Linked DNA regions of Homo sapiens: region 2 is linked to region 1. Evidence: chromatin contacts called from ENCODE Hi-C or POLR2A ChIA-PET data. All regions are on one chromosome and are shown on one strand. The core of a region is the stretch at or near the end of the contact, and the rest is flanking DNA. Distances in the headings are between cores, read along the strand shown. Region 1 has its middle 43 kb from the start of SLC29A4. Region 2 holds the start of SLC29A4 (solute carrier family 29 member 4).

Region 1 (7,278 bases), core at 1,717-4,216:
TTCTCCTTTGCCGGCAACACGGCAGCCACAGCCCTCAGCCCTGCCTGCGGTGCCCACCTGAAGCAAACAGAGTGACTTTGCCAACCACAGTGACGTTCTGCATTGGTGTAGGTTTCAGGACAGAATGGAGCAGCCTGGGCGCTCCCACGAAGGTCAAGAAGGACATAAATGACAGAGCTGGCCAGCGGCCAGGACGCGGGGCCCATGGTGGGTTCTGGGGCAGTGGCCAGGGACCCTCCTGGGGGCCATTTGTCAGCACCAAGGAGGCTGCAGGGACCTGACTGCGAGTCTGTCAAGAAGAGGGCCGCAGGCAGCCTGGGGCATGGTGCCATGGTCTGGGCTTGGGGGTGGATGGTGGCCAATCCCAGAACGCATCTCTGCATCTCAGAAGGGGCCCAGGGAAGCCAGGGTGGGGTGGCTGAGGGTGGGGAGCTATGCAGATCCTGGCTCTTCAGACAAGGACAGCAGGGGCCTCCCCCGGCCCTGTTCCCTCAGCCTCTGCCAGGAGCAACTGAACCCTGTCCTGCCCTGTGCCACCAGCTGGGATGAGTTACCTTGCCCAGGAGAGTCTTCTATTTGGGGAGGGGTGTTTTGTGAGCAAAGTGCCCTGAAGCCAATGGGTCACTGTGCACACCATGAGGCGTTTCTTTCATTCTAAGGTGTCACTTAGTTACGGATTTCCAGGGGACAGGTGGCCAAATTAATGACCCTGGGCTGTGAAACACTCCAATTTTCTTTCTTTCTTTCTTTCTTTCTTTCTTTCTTTCTTTCTTTCTTTCTTTCTTGCTTGCTTGCTTGCTTGCTTGCTTTCTCTCTTTCTTTCCCTTCCTTCCTTCCTTTCTTTCTTTCTCTCTCTTTCCCTTCCTTCCTTTCTTTCTTTCTCTCTCTCTTTCTTTCCCTTCCTTCCTTTCTTTCTCTCTCTTTCTTTTCCTTCCTTCCTTCCTTCCTTCCTTTCTTTCTCTCTTTCTTTCCCTTCCTTCCTTCTTTCCTTCCTTCCTTTCTTTCATTCTTTCTTTCTTTCTCTCTCTCTTTCTTTTCCTTCCTTCCTTTCTTTCTATCTTTCTCTCTCTCTCTTTCTTTCCCTCCCTCCCTCCCTCCCTCTCTCTCTCTTTCTTTCTTTCTTTCTGACAGAGTCTCACTCTGTTACCCAGGCTGGAGTGTAGGGGTGCGATCTTAACTCGCTGCAATCTCCGCTTCCTGGGTTGAAGCGATTCTCGTGCCTCAGCCTCCTGAGTAGCTGGGAGTACAGGCACGCACCACCAAGCCTGGTTAATTTTTGTATTTTTTAAAGGAGACGGGGCTTTGCCATGTTGGCCAGGCTGGCCTCGAACTCCTGGCCTCGAATGATCCACCTGCCTTGGCCTTCCAAAGTGCTGGGATTACAGGCGTGAGCCACCGTGCCCCGCCCCTAACACTCCAATTTCATAAACACCACCACAGGGAAGGAATGGTCTTAGAATGAGTAGGTGGCTGCGTGTGGTGCCTCATGACTGTATTCCCAGCACTTTGGGAAACTGAGGTAGGAGGACTGCTTGAGCCCAGGAGTTTAAGACCAGCCTGGGCAATGTACCGAGAACCTGCCTCTACAAAAAGGCATAGTAGTGGGCACCAGGAGTCCCAGCTACTTGGGAGACTGAGGTGGGAGGATCACTTGAGCCCAGGAGGTTGAGGCTGCAGTGAGCTGTGATCCCACCACTGCACTCCAGCCTGGGTGACAGAGTGAGACCCGAACTCTAAAAGAAAAAAGAAAGAATGAGGCTGGGTGCAGCGGCTCATGCCTGTAATCCCAGCACTTTGGGAGGCCGAGGCAGGCGGATCACCTAAGGTCAGGAGTTCGAGACCAGCCTGGCCAACATGGCGAAACCTCATCTCTACTAAAAGTACAAAAATTACCCAGGCGTGGTGGCACGTGCCTGTAATCCCAGATACTCGGGAGGCTGAGGCAGGAGAATCGCTTGAACCTGGGAGGCGGAGGTTGCGGTGAGCTGAGATTGTACCACTGCACTCCAGCATGGGTGACAGAGTGAAACTCCATCTCAAAAAAAAAAAAAAAAAAGGAAGGAAGGAGGGAGGGAGGGAAGGAAGGAAGGGAGGGAAAAAAAAGAGAGAAAGGACCATGTATTGCCCAGGCAGAGCCTTATGGTTTACACTCACTGCTCTCGAACCTCACTCCCTGTACCTGCTGTTATCTCCGTGGGATGCAGGGAAGCCAAGGGCCTCTCTAGCACTTTCTCCATCCTGAGGTGCTGGGCAGCTCTCTCCTCAGGCTCTCTCGGGAGCTGTCTGTGCTTGGCCACCCTCCTTCCCCGGGGACATATCAGACTACACAGTGCCTGCTTCAGAGCAGACAGCGTTTGCTGGTGCGGGGTGTGTGTGTGTGTGTGTGTGTGTGTGTGCGCACGTGTCTATGTGTGTGTGTGTTGGGAGAGCCTCTGTCTGAAGGCTGAGGTCAGGAGCTCAGAGTCAAGCCGTCTGGGGGTGATGCTCCGGTCGCCCTCTCTAGATCTGACTGGCTTTTTCTTTTTCTTTCTTTCTTTTTTTTTTGACATGCACTCTCACTCTGTCGCCCAGGCTGGAGTGCAGTGGCGCGATCTCGGCTCACTGCAACGTCCGCCTCCCAGGTTCAAGTTAGTGTTCTGCCTCGGCCTCCTGAGTAGCTGGGATTACAGGCGCCCGCTACCATGCCCAGCTAATTTTTGTATTTTTAGTAGAGACGGGGTTTCACCATGTTGGCCAGGCTGGCCTCAAACTCCTGACCTCAGGTGATCCGCCTGTCTCAGCCTCCCAAAGTGCTGGGATTACAGACGTGAGCCACCTCGCCCGGCCTGACCGGCTTTATCGATTCACCATTTTAAATGGTGATGAATCGGCTCTCCCGCGGGGGAATGGCATGATTAGGAAACAGGTCGTTGAGAGGGGAGGGGTGGCCAATAAGAAGGCAGGCGGCCAGGAGGCCGTGGGGCTACAGACAGGGGAGGGAGCTGCCGCTGGAATGGAGTCCCACTGTGGCAAGGTCACCCTCTCCCCGGAGGGAGAGGCGCCCTCCGAGACCCACATTCATCCACAGGCGGTAACGAGAACAGAGTGAAATTCCCATTGTCGGAGGAAGCCAGGTTTCTCCACGGCCTCTGTTTGCCATTTTTGCATTGGGAGTTCATTCAAACTAGCACATTGGCGAAGCTCCCGGGTGCGACCGCCCAGCCCCCAAGGACACAGTCTGACCAGGGCACCCTCCCCCACAGCTCGCCAACCCACCAGCCCCGCAGATGTCTGCACAGTTGGGAGACTTCCACCACCTAGTGGCCGTGAAGAAAACCATCCACCCTCCTCAGAGCTCGGGGTTGGGAGGAGACTCAGGCGGCTCCTGAGGTCCTGATGGTCTATCCGTCTGTGTCTCGCAGCGTTAGGGTCCAGAGAAACACAGGAAAGGCAGGGCGGGGGCGGGGAGGGGTGCAGGGGAGCTCACCTGGCCCGGCCTGCCTCCCTTGTCTACCCAGCTTGCAGGGCCTCAGCAGCTCCAGGAGTCTGACAACAGCGCTCTGGGGAGGAAAATCTTACCAAGGAAGAGTTTGTAACTGTAGCATGCTTGTAAACTAGAATATTATTATTTTTTTTTTTGGTAGAGGCTGCGGCGGGTCTCAAACTGTTGCCCAGGCTGGTCTCGAACTCCTGGCCTCAAGTGATCTTCCTGTCTCAGCCTCCTGAGTAGCTGGGCATATCAGCCCACCTGGCTAATTTTTTTTTTTTTTTTTTTTTTTTTTTTTGAGCTGGAGTCTCGCTCTGTCGCCCAGGCTGGAGTGCAGTGGCGCGATCTCGGCTCACTGCAAGCTCCGCCTCCCGGGTTCACGCCATTCTCCTGGCTCAGCCTCCCGAGTAGCTGGGACTACAGGCGCCCGCCACCACGCCCGCCTAAGTTTTTGTATTTTTAGTAGAGAGGGGGTTTTACCGTGTTAGCTGGGATGGTCTTGATCTCCTGACCTTGTGATTCTCCTGCCTCGGCCTCCAAAGTGCTGGGATTACAGGCGTGACCCACCATGCCCGGCCACACCTGGCTAATTTTTTAATTTTTCGTAAAGACGGGGGTCTTGCTCTGTTGCCCAGGCTGGTCTTCAACTCCCAGCCTCAAGCAATCCTCTCACCTCGGGCTCTCAAAGTGCTGGGATTACAGGTGTGAGCCACTGTGCCTGGCCCCTAGGATACTATTTTATATTTCTAAAGATATCTGCATTATTTATTTATTTATTTATTTATTTTTGAGACAGAGTCTCACTCTGTCGTCCAGGCTGGAGTGCGGTGGCGCCATCTCGGCTCACTGCAACCTCCGCCTCCCGGGTTCAAGCGATTCTCCTGCCTCGGCCTCCCGAGTTGCTGGGATTACAGGCACGCGCCACCACGCTCAGCCAATTTTTTTATATTTTTAGTAGAGATGGGGTTTCACCACGTTGGCCAGGCTGGTCTCGAACTCCTGACCTTGTGATCTGCCTGCCTCGGCCTACCAAAGTGCTGCGATTCCAGGCGTGAGCCACCGCGCTCAGGCAATTTTTTGTATTTTTAGTAGAGACGGGGTTTCACCATTTTGGCCAGGCTGGTCTCGAACTCCTGACCTCGTGATCCGCCCGCATCAGCCTCCCGAAGTGCTGGGATTCCAGGCGGGACCCTCTGCGCCCACCGGGTGCTTGGCTTTAAAGGTGACTTGTCCTCCCGCCCACGCCATTCCTCAGAGTCACTGCAGGACTGAATGAATGGCGAGGGCAGGCGGGCAGGAGGCTCCAGGACTTCCTTCAGAGCCCGTTTCATTTTACTTAGGGCTTCTGCTAGTTAGTACCCGTGTGCTCTGGGATGCTGGTTTAAGCAGAAAATCCCAGCTGTTATTTCCAAAGCTGGTGGCGGAGTTTAGAAGTTTCTCGACTTAACATGCACCGTGCCTCCTCACACCGAGCGCAGATCCGCGCCCTGCAGACAGAGCTGTGCGCGCCAGGGAGCCAGTTCCCCAACCCTGCCGTTCTGCGGCCCTCGGTGGACTTCGGTCCGAACTCTCCCAGGTCCCCAGGCTCAGGCACAGGCTCAGCACTAAACGCACCAGGGAAGGTCAAGAGGAGGGCGCTGAGGGGACCTCCCCGAGGGAGAGGAAAGGCAGGGAAAAGTCTTCAGATTCCCTTGAGGAAAGGTGCTTCGCCGTCGCAGGGAGCCCAAGCACATTTCTGCGCTGACCCACTAAAAAGTAATGTCGCACAGGAAGAAAAAGCCACTTCTAAAAGCAGCAACAGGGCCGGGCGCAGTGGCTCACGCCCGTAATCTCAACACTTTGGGAGGTCGAGTCGGGTGGATCACCTGAGGTCAGGAGGTTTTTTTGTTTGTTTGTTTGTTTGTTTTTTGTGACAGAGTCTTGCTCTGTCGCCCAGCCTGGAGTGCAGTGGCGTGATCTTGGCTCACTGCAACCTCCGTCTCGCAGGTTCAAGTGATTCTTCTGCCTCAGCCTCCCGAGTAGCTGGGACTACAGGGGCGCACCACCAAGCCAGGCTAATTTTTTTTTCTTTTTTAGTAGAGACGGGGTTTCACCATATTGGCCAGGCTGGTCTCGAACTCCTGACCTCAGGTGATCCGCCCACTTCAGCCTCCCAAAGTGCTGGGATTACAGGCGTGAGCCACCGCGCCCGGCCGAGGCCAGGAGTTTGAGAACAGCCTTGGAAACATGGTGGAACCTCGTCTCTACAGAAACATGCAAAATTATCCAGGCTTGGTGGTGCGCACCTGTAATCCCAGCTACTCCAGAGGCTGAGGCAGGAGAACTGCTTGAACCTGAGAGGTGGAGGTTGCAGTGACCCAAGATCATGTCATTGCACTCCAGCCTGGGCTACAGAGCGAGACTCCCATCTCAAAGAAAAAAAAAATAAAATCAGAAGCAGAAGCTGTAACAGAAACAGAAATCAGCACAGGGAATAGTGGAGTCTTGTGTGTGTCCGAGGGATGACACGATGCTCAGCGTCTGCTCAGACAGACGGTGGCTGTGAGAAGCCCTGATGGGAGAGCTGCCAGCCTGGACAGCCGGCTGTGAAGACTCCACGCCAACCAACGTCCCGCAGGCCGCACGGAGATGGGCAGGACCGAAACACACAAGGCTTGGCCTTTGATGAAAAGGAACTCCCCAAGCCAGAAGGAAGTGTGTGATGAAGCAATTCAGCTCAGAGAAGGATGTGCTTCTAGAAGAATCGCCGCATCAGCACTATGTTTAAACTCACATGCTAATCCAAACATGGACCGGCAAGAACGCAGGCGGAACAGGTCCACCGTGTCCTGGCCCACGCACAAGCGGGCCAGCTGTTCCACCAACGCAATCATTCAGCTGCGGCGACACCCGGAGGGGCTCCCCTGTGTAATGCCCCCCACCCTGGGAGAGCTGGGTTTCTTTTTGTTTTCTTTTTTCTTTTTCTTTTTTTTTTTTTTGAGACGGAGGCTCACTCTGTCGCCAGGCTGGAGTGCAGTGGGCGATCTCGGCTTACTGCAAGCTCCACCTCCCGGGTTCAGGCCATTCTCCTGCCTCAGCCTCCCGAGTAGCTGAAACTACAGGCGCCTGCAACCACGCCCGGCTACTTTTTTGTATTTTTAGTAGAGACGGGGTTTCACCGTGTTAGCCAGGACTATCTCGATCTCCTGACCTCGTGATCCACCCGCCTCGGCCTCCCAAAGTGCTGGGATTACAGGTGTGAGCCACCACGCCTGGCCGAGTTGGGTTTCTTTAAAAGATTTTAGTCAGGCTTCTGGCATTTTGCTATAATATTCTAGGTAGAATTATAGGGCAATTTGGTACAAATTAGATGTTTAAGGCTGGGCTCGGTGGCTCATGCCTGTAATCCCAGTACTTCGGGAGGCCGAGGTGGGTGGATCACGAAGTCAGGAATTCGAGACCAGTCTGACCAACGTGGTGAAACCCCGTCTCTACTAAAAGTACAAAAATTAGCCTTGCGTGGTGGTGGGCACCTGTAATCCCAGCTACTCAGGAGGCTGAGGCAGGAGAATCGCTTGAACTTGGGAGGCAGAGGTTGCAGTGAGCTGAGATCGCACCACTGCACTCCAGCCTGGGTGACAGAGTGAGACTGTCTCAAAAACAAACCAAACAAACAAAAACAAATGAGATGTTCAGCCTGTGAGTAGGCAACAAAAAAATAGAACACAGGTTTTAATTTTAAGAGAGGGGGTCTTGCTATGTGGTCCAGACTGGCCTTGCCTCAAATTGCTGGTCTCAAGCGATCCTCCTGCCTTGGCCTCCCAAGAAGCTGG
Region 2 (7,278 bases), core at 1,216-3,715, 42 kb before region 1:
CTACCAGGGGAGAGGCGGTCCCGGACTTCTGGGGGCTGAGAAGCCCAGCGTGTCTCCCCTTCTAGGCTCAAGGCTCCCCTGACTGCCCCTCGTCAGCCCTGGCCGTCCTGCCACATCTGGAGCTGGGGGGTTGGGGGTGGGGTGGGGTGGCGGCCGAGCAGGGCTTAGAGCAGAGCTGGGCTGGGCTTGAACGAGGGTGGCTCTGGGCGGGCTCCGCACACCTGTCTCCCCTGTGAAGTGGACACAGGAGCCTGAGCTCAAGAGTCGTTGGGAGGCGCCAGAGAGTCAGCAAAGGCTTAGAGACCCCGGGGCCCTTCTTCAGCCTGCAGAGCCAGGAAAGGGGATGGTGTCAGGGTGACAGTCTACAACAATCAAATGCTCCTCCTGCCACCTGCTCAGGATGCCAGCCCAGCCCAGGAGGACATCTGAACCCAGAAAGGCCTGGTCTGTGTTCAGCAAGAGCCCCCAAGATGCTTCCCTGGACGTGCAGTGCCCTGAACACTCCTGGCCAGAAAGCCGAGGTTTCTGCCTTGCCCGGAGGCCACGCCACCCAGGAAGGCGGACGTGCTTGGCATCCAGCCAGGAGGCGGCTGCTGTCCCCTCTGGCTTAGTCGGCAAAGTGGGCAGCTGCCACCCACACTGCCCGGCTTGGCCAGCCACTGTCCCCATGGTGGAGGGGGTGGGGACCCTGCTGCAGCCGCTCTCCCCCACCTTTCCTGGGCCACAGGCCTCCAACTCTGTCCTTCCCGGCCCCCCACATCCAAGCCTACTGCGCCCCAGGGAAGGCAACCCAGGGCCTCCTGCCCTGTCCCCCCTTAGTTAAAATTTAACGACATGCACACTGGCTTAATAACTCCAGTGTTTACAGGGCTTGGCCCTGCTCCTCCACTCTGCGCTGCCGTGACCCCTTGATGCCTGACCCAGGGGGCCCTTGAGAAGACACAGGTCATTTTTTTGGCCTTGAGGCCACCCCTCAGGCCTCAGTTTCCCCACCTCACAACTCAGTAGAGGAAGAAGAGGGTGAGAGTACGTCACAAACAGGGACTGGGTGGGTGGCTGGTGGGGTAGGCTCAGCTGCACACAGTAGGCATTCAACAGTTGCACAAGCTGCCACTTAACACTGCTATGGGCAAGGCAGGGCTCCCACCGCTCTCCCCCATTTATTAATTTTTTTAATTTCTATTTTTGTAGAGGTGGGGTCTTGCTCTGTTGCCCAAGCTGGCCTTGAACTCCTGGCCTCAGGTGATCCCTCAGCCCCGGCCTCCCAGAACCAAGATTACAGGAGTGAGCCACTGCTTCTGGCCAAGGCCCCTCACCACTTTGCAGGGAGGGCGACTGAGGCACAGAGAGGCCAAGTCGGGGGTGGGGGGGGGGGTCGTGCAGCTCAGACTGGAGCCTGGCCCAGTGACCCCCTCCGGCTCCTCCCATTTCCACTGGGCCTGAAGTGCACAGTGGCCCAGGGCAGCTGGAAGCGCTGGGCGTCGGGACCCCAAAGCCAGTCTGGCCTCACTCGGGGGCCGCGCTCCTCCGGCCAGCCAGGAAGGACCAGGGGAACCGAATTCCACTTGGAAAGCGGGCCTGGGCTCGCACTCCCGGCTCAGTCACCAGCCCTGGTTAGTTGATGCCTGGTACACCCCTGGTCCCCGTTAACCGGGGCTAACGATGCCTCTGCTGCCCTTTCCGCAGCCCAGCGGTCTAAGCTGCTCCAACTCCTGTGGGGGTGGGTTACAAGCCCCTCCGGCCACCCCCTTTCTGCAGCCCCCCGGGGACCGATGCATGCAGGGGCCACAGGCTGGCCCCCCGGGCCCACCGCCCTCCCCGGCCCGGGTCGCCGCGCCTTTCTGCCGCCTGTCCGGCCTCATCAGCCGCAAAGTTGGCTCGCGGACCTGCGCCCCCAGGCAAAGGACAGACCCCCTGGGCCGTCCCGAGGTGACCCCGGAGCCCAGGCCCCGCCTCTCCCGGCCGCTTTTTCCGAGAACGAGGAAGGGGCCGGCGGGGGCAGGGGAGCGATGGGGTGGCGCGGGGGGGTCCGGGGAGGAACTTCGTGCGGGAGGACCCCCGCGCGGTGCTCAGGGAGGCGGTGGCGCCGACCCCCTCCATGGCGAGGGCCCAGGGGTCCGGGTCCGCGCTTGTCGCCGGGCGCGGGGGGCTGGGCCGCTCAGGACGCGGCCGGGGTGGCCTCGGGTTCCCGGGACAGGGGCGGGCTGGGGAGAGGGGGCAGCGCCCGGGCGGGCGGGAGGGGGCGGGGGAAGCCGCGCGCGCCGCAGACAAAGGCTCCGACAGGTCCCCGCCGGCGTCTCCCCGCGTCCCGCGGCCACCGCTTACCTCGGCCCGGCCCGGCCTGGGGTCCTCGGCGCGCCCGCCACGCCGCCCCGCTCCCCCAGCCTCGGGCCGGGCGCGCCCGGCGTCCTCCGCCGGTCCCCGAGTCCGCCCGGCCCCGGTCCACGAGCGCGGCGACGAGCACAGCCCAGGCCACCACGCCCCGCCTCTGCCCGCCCCCCGCGCCCGGCCCCGCCCCTCCCTCCTCCTCCCCCCTCCTCCTCCCTCTTCCCTCTCGCTCCTCTCTCCTCCCTCCCCCTCCCCTCCCCCTTCCTCACCCTCTTCCCTCCTCCCTTCACCCTCCTCTCCTCCCTCCCCCTCCTCCCCATTCCTCCTCTCTTTCCCTCCCTCTCCATTCCTCTCTTCTCCTCCCTCTCCCTCCCCTTCTTCCTCCTCCCCATTCCTCCTCCTCTCTTCCCCCTCTCCCTCCTCCTCCCTCCCCTTCTACCTCCTCTCTCCCTCCTCCCCATTCCTCCTCTTCCCCTCCCTCTTCCTCCACCTCCCACCTCTTCTCTCTCCTCTCCCCTTCCTCTCCATTCTCCCCACTCCTCCTCTCTTCCCCTTCCCTTTCTCTCCTCCTCCCTCCCACTCCTCCCCCTTTCTCTTCCCTCCCCTTCCCTCCTCCCACCCCTCCCCTCCTCCAAAGTCCTCCATTACCCTCCTCCTGCTCTCCTCCCTTCTCCCCTCCCCTCCACCCTCCTCCCTTTCTCCTCCTCACTCTTCCTCCCTTCCTGTCTCTCCCCTCCTCCCTCTCCCTCCCTCCTCCGCTTTCCCCATTCTCCTACTCAGTCCTCCCTCTGTCTTCCCTCCCTCCTCCCTTCTACCATCCCCACTCCTCCTCCATCCTCCTCTTTTCTCCCCCTCCTCCCTCCCTCTCCTTCCCCTTCCTCTTCCCTCCCCTCTCCCCCATCTTCCCCCTCCTCCCCTCTGCTCCCATCTCCTTTCTTCCTTTCTCCCTCCCCCCACCCTTCCATCCAGCTGGGCTGTGCAGGCGCCAGGCCCAGGCTGAGGCTGAAATCAGGATCCCCAACACACCAGGGTGCGGCATGGTGGCCCCGGGAGGGCCGGGTGACCTGCGGCTGACCCAGCCCACCACCCCCGCTGCCCACCCCTCAGCCTTGGTGCCCAGGCTGCTCCCCCTCAACAGATCCACTCGCCTGGGAGGCCAGCAACGCCGCCAGTGGGTGGGTAGGTTCAGTCACGAGGCCACTGGGTGACCAGATTGAAAGTTTCGAAGGACGGGTAGGAGTTCACCTGCTGGAGAAGGGGCGGAGAGCAAGTCCAGCCAGGAGTGGGGGCTGTGGCCGACCCTCAGTCATGCCCTGCCCTCACTTGGTTCCTACCTCGACCCGCTCCCTTTCTCCTCCCAGCTTGGGATCAGAACTGGCTAGGTTGCTTCCCATGACTCCCTTTGCCTGGGAGCCTCCGTTTTTCTCCCAGGTGAATGGAATCATGACCCCGCCCTATTCTCCCTCTACTCACCTGTAGCCTGGCTCTAGGACAGACTGAGCAGAGCCCAGGGGACCCAGGTATAGGACATCAGCCAGCCCTGGGGGACTGGGAGTGTTACTGGCTGGGAGAAGGGTCCAGCCTCGAGGTGAAATCAGGAACCAGGTGGGAATCACACCTGTCCTGGGTCTCTGTGGGGGCCTGTCTATGGGAATCAGGAGAGACCCTCCGGGTCTGAGCCACCAGGTGGGATGGATACAGGCGCCTGCCCAGGCCCCCACCAGGCTCCTACCTGAGGCCCTTCCTTCACTTTCCACCAGATCAGCTCCTTCTCCCCCTTAAGCAACATCTCCGTTGTCAGCGCTCCAGGGAGCCCCCACGGTTTCTTCTGCCCCGCCACCAATGGGGTCAGCACCTTTGCTCCAGGCCTTGCCCATCCCTTCTAAAGGACTGGGAGCCCCCTGAAAGTAGAGACCTGCTTTCGTTCTCTTTGGATCCTCAGTGCGCAGTGAGGCATACAGGGGCTGGCATACAGCAGGAGCCAAATATTTGCTTGAAGGGCAGACTGCATTGGGAGCTGAATAAGGAAGTGTTGAGTGAGGTGACTCCATTCACCTGGGAGCCTCCGTTTTCTCCCAGGTGAATGGAATCACCTGGTGGCGGGGGCTGCTGACGCACTCTTAGGGCGGGACACCCCTCTCCTTCCTCTGCTGCTGTCTGGGCGGAGGTTGGGGGTGCTGCTGCAGGGGGGCCCAGTCCATTGCTCCAACTAGTTAATCTTAAAGTTCATGACGGCTGGGCGCAGTGGCTCACACCTATAATCCCAGCACATTGGGAGGCCAAGGTGGGCGGATCACCTGAGGTCAGGAGCCCGAGACCAGCCTGGCCAACGTGGTGAAACCCCGTCTCTACTAAATATACAAAAATTAGCTGGGCGTGGTGGTGGGCGCCTGTAATCCCAGCTACCCAGGAGGCTGAGGCGGGAGAATTGATTGAACCCAGGAGGCAGAGGTTGCAGTGAGTCGAGATGGCTCCACTGCACTCCAACCTGGGTGACAAGAGCAAAACTCCATCTGGAAAAAATAAAATAAAATAAAATAAAAATAAAGTTCACAAGCTCCAGTGCTTCCCATAAGCCTAGAGCTTTCAACGGGGATCCCTGCCTTGTCCTGGATGTGGGGGTGGGGTTTCCAGATAAGAATTATTTGGTGGGCCAGGTGCAGCGGCTCACGCCTATAATCCCAGCACTTTGAGAGGCCAAGGCGAGAGGATGGCTTGAGCCCAGGAGTTTGAGACCAGCCTGGGCAACATAGAGACTCTATCTCTACCAAGAAAAAAAAAAAAAAAAAAAAAAGCGAAAATAAGCTGGGCATGGTGGTGTGTGCCTGTAATCCCAGCTACTCGGGAGGCTGAGGCGGGAGGATTGTGTTAGCCTGGGAGGTGGAGGCTGCAGTGAGCTATCATTGTGCCACTGCCCCCCAGCCTGGACAATAGAGCAAAGCCCTGTCTCTAAAAATAAATAAGTAAATCAATAATAAAAACATTATTAGGTGCATGTGAGACATTTTCTAGAGGCAGGGGACGCATCAAGGGGTCCCTGCTCCCCTGGAGTTGCACTTAACTGGTGGGTGCTGGCAATAAACAGGTACAGTAATTTCGGAAGCATCAAATGCTTGGAAGACTAGATGGGGGTGGAGCAGGCACCAGCACGTGACTAGGGGACAGGGCTGGGCTTTGGTATCCAGGTGGTCTGAGAAAGCGATATCTGAACTGAGAGATTTGAATGATGGAAATGTTAGTGGGAAGGGTGTTCCCAGCACAGGGAACAGCCAATGCAAAGTGCTGAGTCTGGAAACAGCTCATTTAATTCAAGAACAGGAGGGCCACTGTTGTGGGAACAGGGACAGCGGGGAGAAGGGAGGTGAGGTTGGAGAAGGGAAACAGCCAAGGGGGGTCTTGTTGGCCATGGTGAGGGGTTGGAATCCTTGGAGCAATGCTTTTTTTTTTGAGACAGAGTCTCGCTCTGTCACCCAGGCTGGAGTGCAGTGGTGCGATCTTAGCTCACTGCAATCTCTGCCTCCCCAGTTCAAGCGATTCTCCTGCCTCAGCCTCCCACGTAGCTGGGATTACAGGCACCCACCACCACGCCTAGTTAATTTTTGTATTTTTAGTAGAGACAGGGTTTCACCACTGGTCTCAAACTCCTGACCTCAGGTGATCTGCCTGCCTTGGCCTCCCAAAGTGCTGGGATTACAGGCATGAGCCACCGCGCCCGCCACAAGGCTTTTCTTTTTCTTTTTTTTTTTTTTCCAGATCTCCCCATTGCTGGGTTGCTGGTGGGACTGAAAATGGGACCAACCCTTTTGGAACATAAACTGGCTTAAAAGACATGCTTACCTTTTGGTCCAGAAAAATCTGGCCTGAGGAAATATTTCTAAATGCAGAAAAGTTTTTATATACAAAGACGTTCGTCATAAGAGCCAAACACTGCAAATAGTCCCCTTGGCCAAGACGAGTCCCCGATTTACGTTACCCGCCATGGGGAACAGATGACATGATTGTTATATTTGAAAAACCCAGAGAAATCAGTGAAATAATATGTAACCCTGCAGAGAAATCTGAAGTCACCACCAGGCTATGCGGTTAGGAAGATTTAGAATAATATGGAAAGCTGGCAGCATGACAGCGTTAGGGGATACAGAAACAGCAAAGGGAAACACAAAAGATACCTTCCGCTGTGTGCCAAAAACAAAAAAAAAAAAACAAAAAAGGAAAAAACTGGGTAAAATGATTTTCTGGTAAACTATAAATAAGCAGAAAAGCTGTTATCAGAAAGAAAGAAATCTAAATAGAACAATGGAAAGGGCATGGGGAAATTGGTTAAAGAATTTCTACTTTCCTGCTGGGCGCAGTGGCTCACGCCTGCAATCCCAGCACTTTGGGAGGCCAAGGAGGGCGGATCACTTTGAGCTCAGGAGTTTGAGACCAGCCTGGGCAACACGGTGAAACCCCGTCTCTACTAAAAATACAAAAATTAGCTGGGCGTGGTGGTGCATGCCTGTGATCCCAGCTGCTTGGGAGGCTGAGGCAGGAGAATTGCTTGAACCTGGGAGGCGGAGGTTGCACTGAGCTGAGATCTTACCATTGCACTCCAGCCTGGGAGACAGAGTGAGACTCCGTCTCAAAAAAAAAAGAAAGAAAGAAAGAAAGAAGTTTATAGATTTCACTGTTTATCAGCTGTGCCTAAAAACAAAACTAAACAAAGCCCATACCACATTTTGACCTCTAGCTAACGATATGCATGTTTAAGGGCCAAGTGCCCTAATGTCTGCCACTGACTTTGAAATGCGTGAAAATTTGGAATTGGCAGGTGGATAGGGAGCTACATAGATGGATAGGTAGGGATCAGAAAAGGCAGAGAGCAGAATGCGGGCAGTGAGCACGTGAGTTTTCACTGTGTAATTCTTTCCACTTTTTAAAAAATAGAGATGAGGTCTCACTGTGTTGCCC

The links. A loop is a pair of places that touch in the nucleus more often than their neighbours do. ChIA-PET counts read pairs that join two places held with the same protein, here RNA polymerase II (POLR2A). Pooled maps may share reads with other maps.
Region 2: a map of dorsolateral prefrontal cortex shows a loop between it and region 1 (2.5-fold over the local background). The contact joins the promoter of SLC29A4 here to the enhancer-like site in region 1. A Hi-C loop is called at or near these places in 15 of 168 maps with a recorded cell type or tissue (Caco-2, HCT116, HepG2 and 10 more), 28 of 37 single-sample maps with no recorded cell type and 22 of 50 pooled maps. POLR2A ChIA-PET finds 5 or more read pairs at or near these places in 13 of 52 experiments (CD8-positive, alpha-beta memory T cell, H1, HCT116 and 8 more).

Annotation. Positions count from the first base shown.
Region 1 is chr7:5,236,386-5,243,663 of GRCh38, reverse strand. No RefSeq gene overlaps it. Among named protein-coding and RNA genes, the nearest start is that of SLC29A4, 43 kb to the left of the region's middle. RefSeq lists enhancers at 2,589-2,678, 3,152-3,446. Within about 2 kb of position 2,966, at least 9 of the 41 ENCODE cell types and tissues checked have a DNase peak (open chromatin) inside an H3K27ac peak, as active enhancers do; they include dorsolateral prefrontal cortex, where a contact is called at or near this core.
Region 2 is chr7:5,278,130-5,285,407 of GRCh38, reverse strand. SLC29A4 (solute carrier family 29 member 4) reads right to left here and starts at 2,465. Exons shown (of 11, transcript NM_153247.4): 1 at 2,326-2,465. RefSeq lists silencers at 176-470, 2,391-2,540 and enhancers at 459-1,025, 1,026-1,591.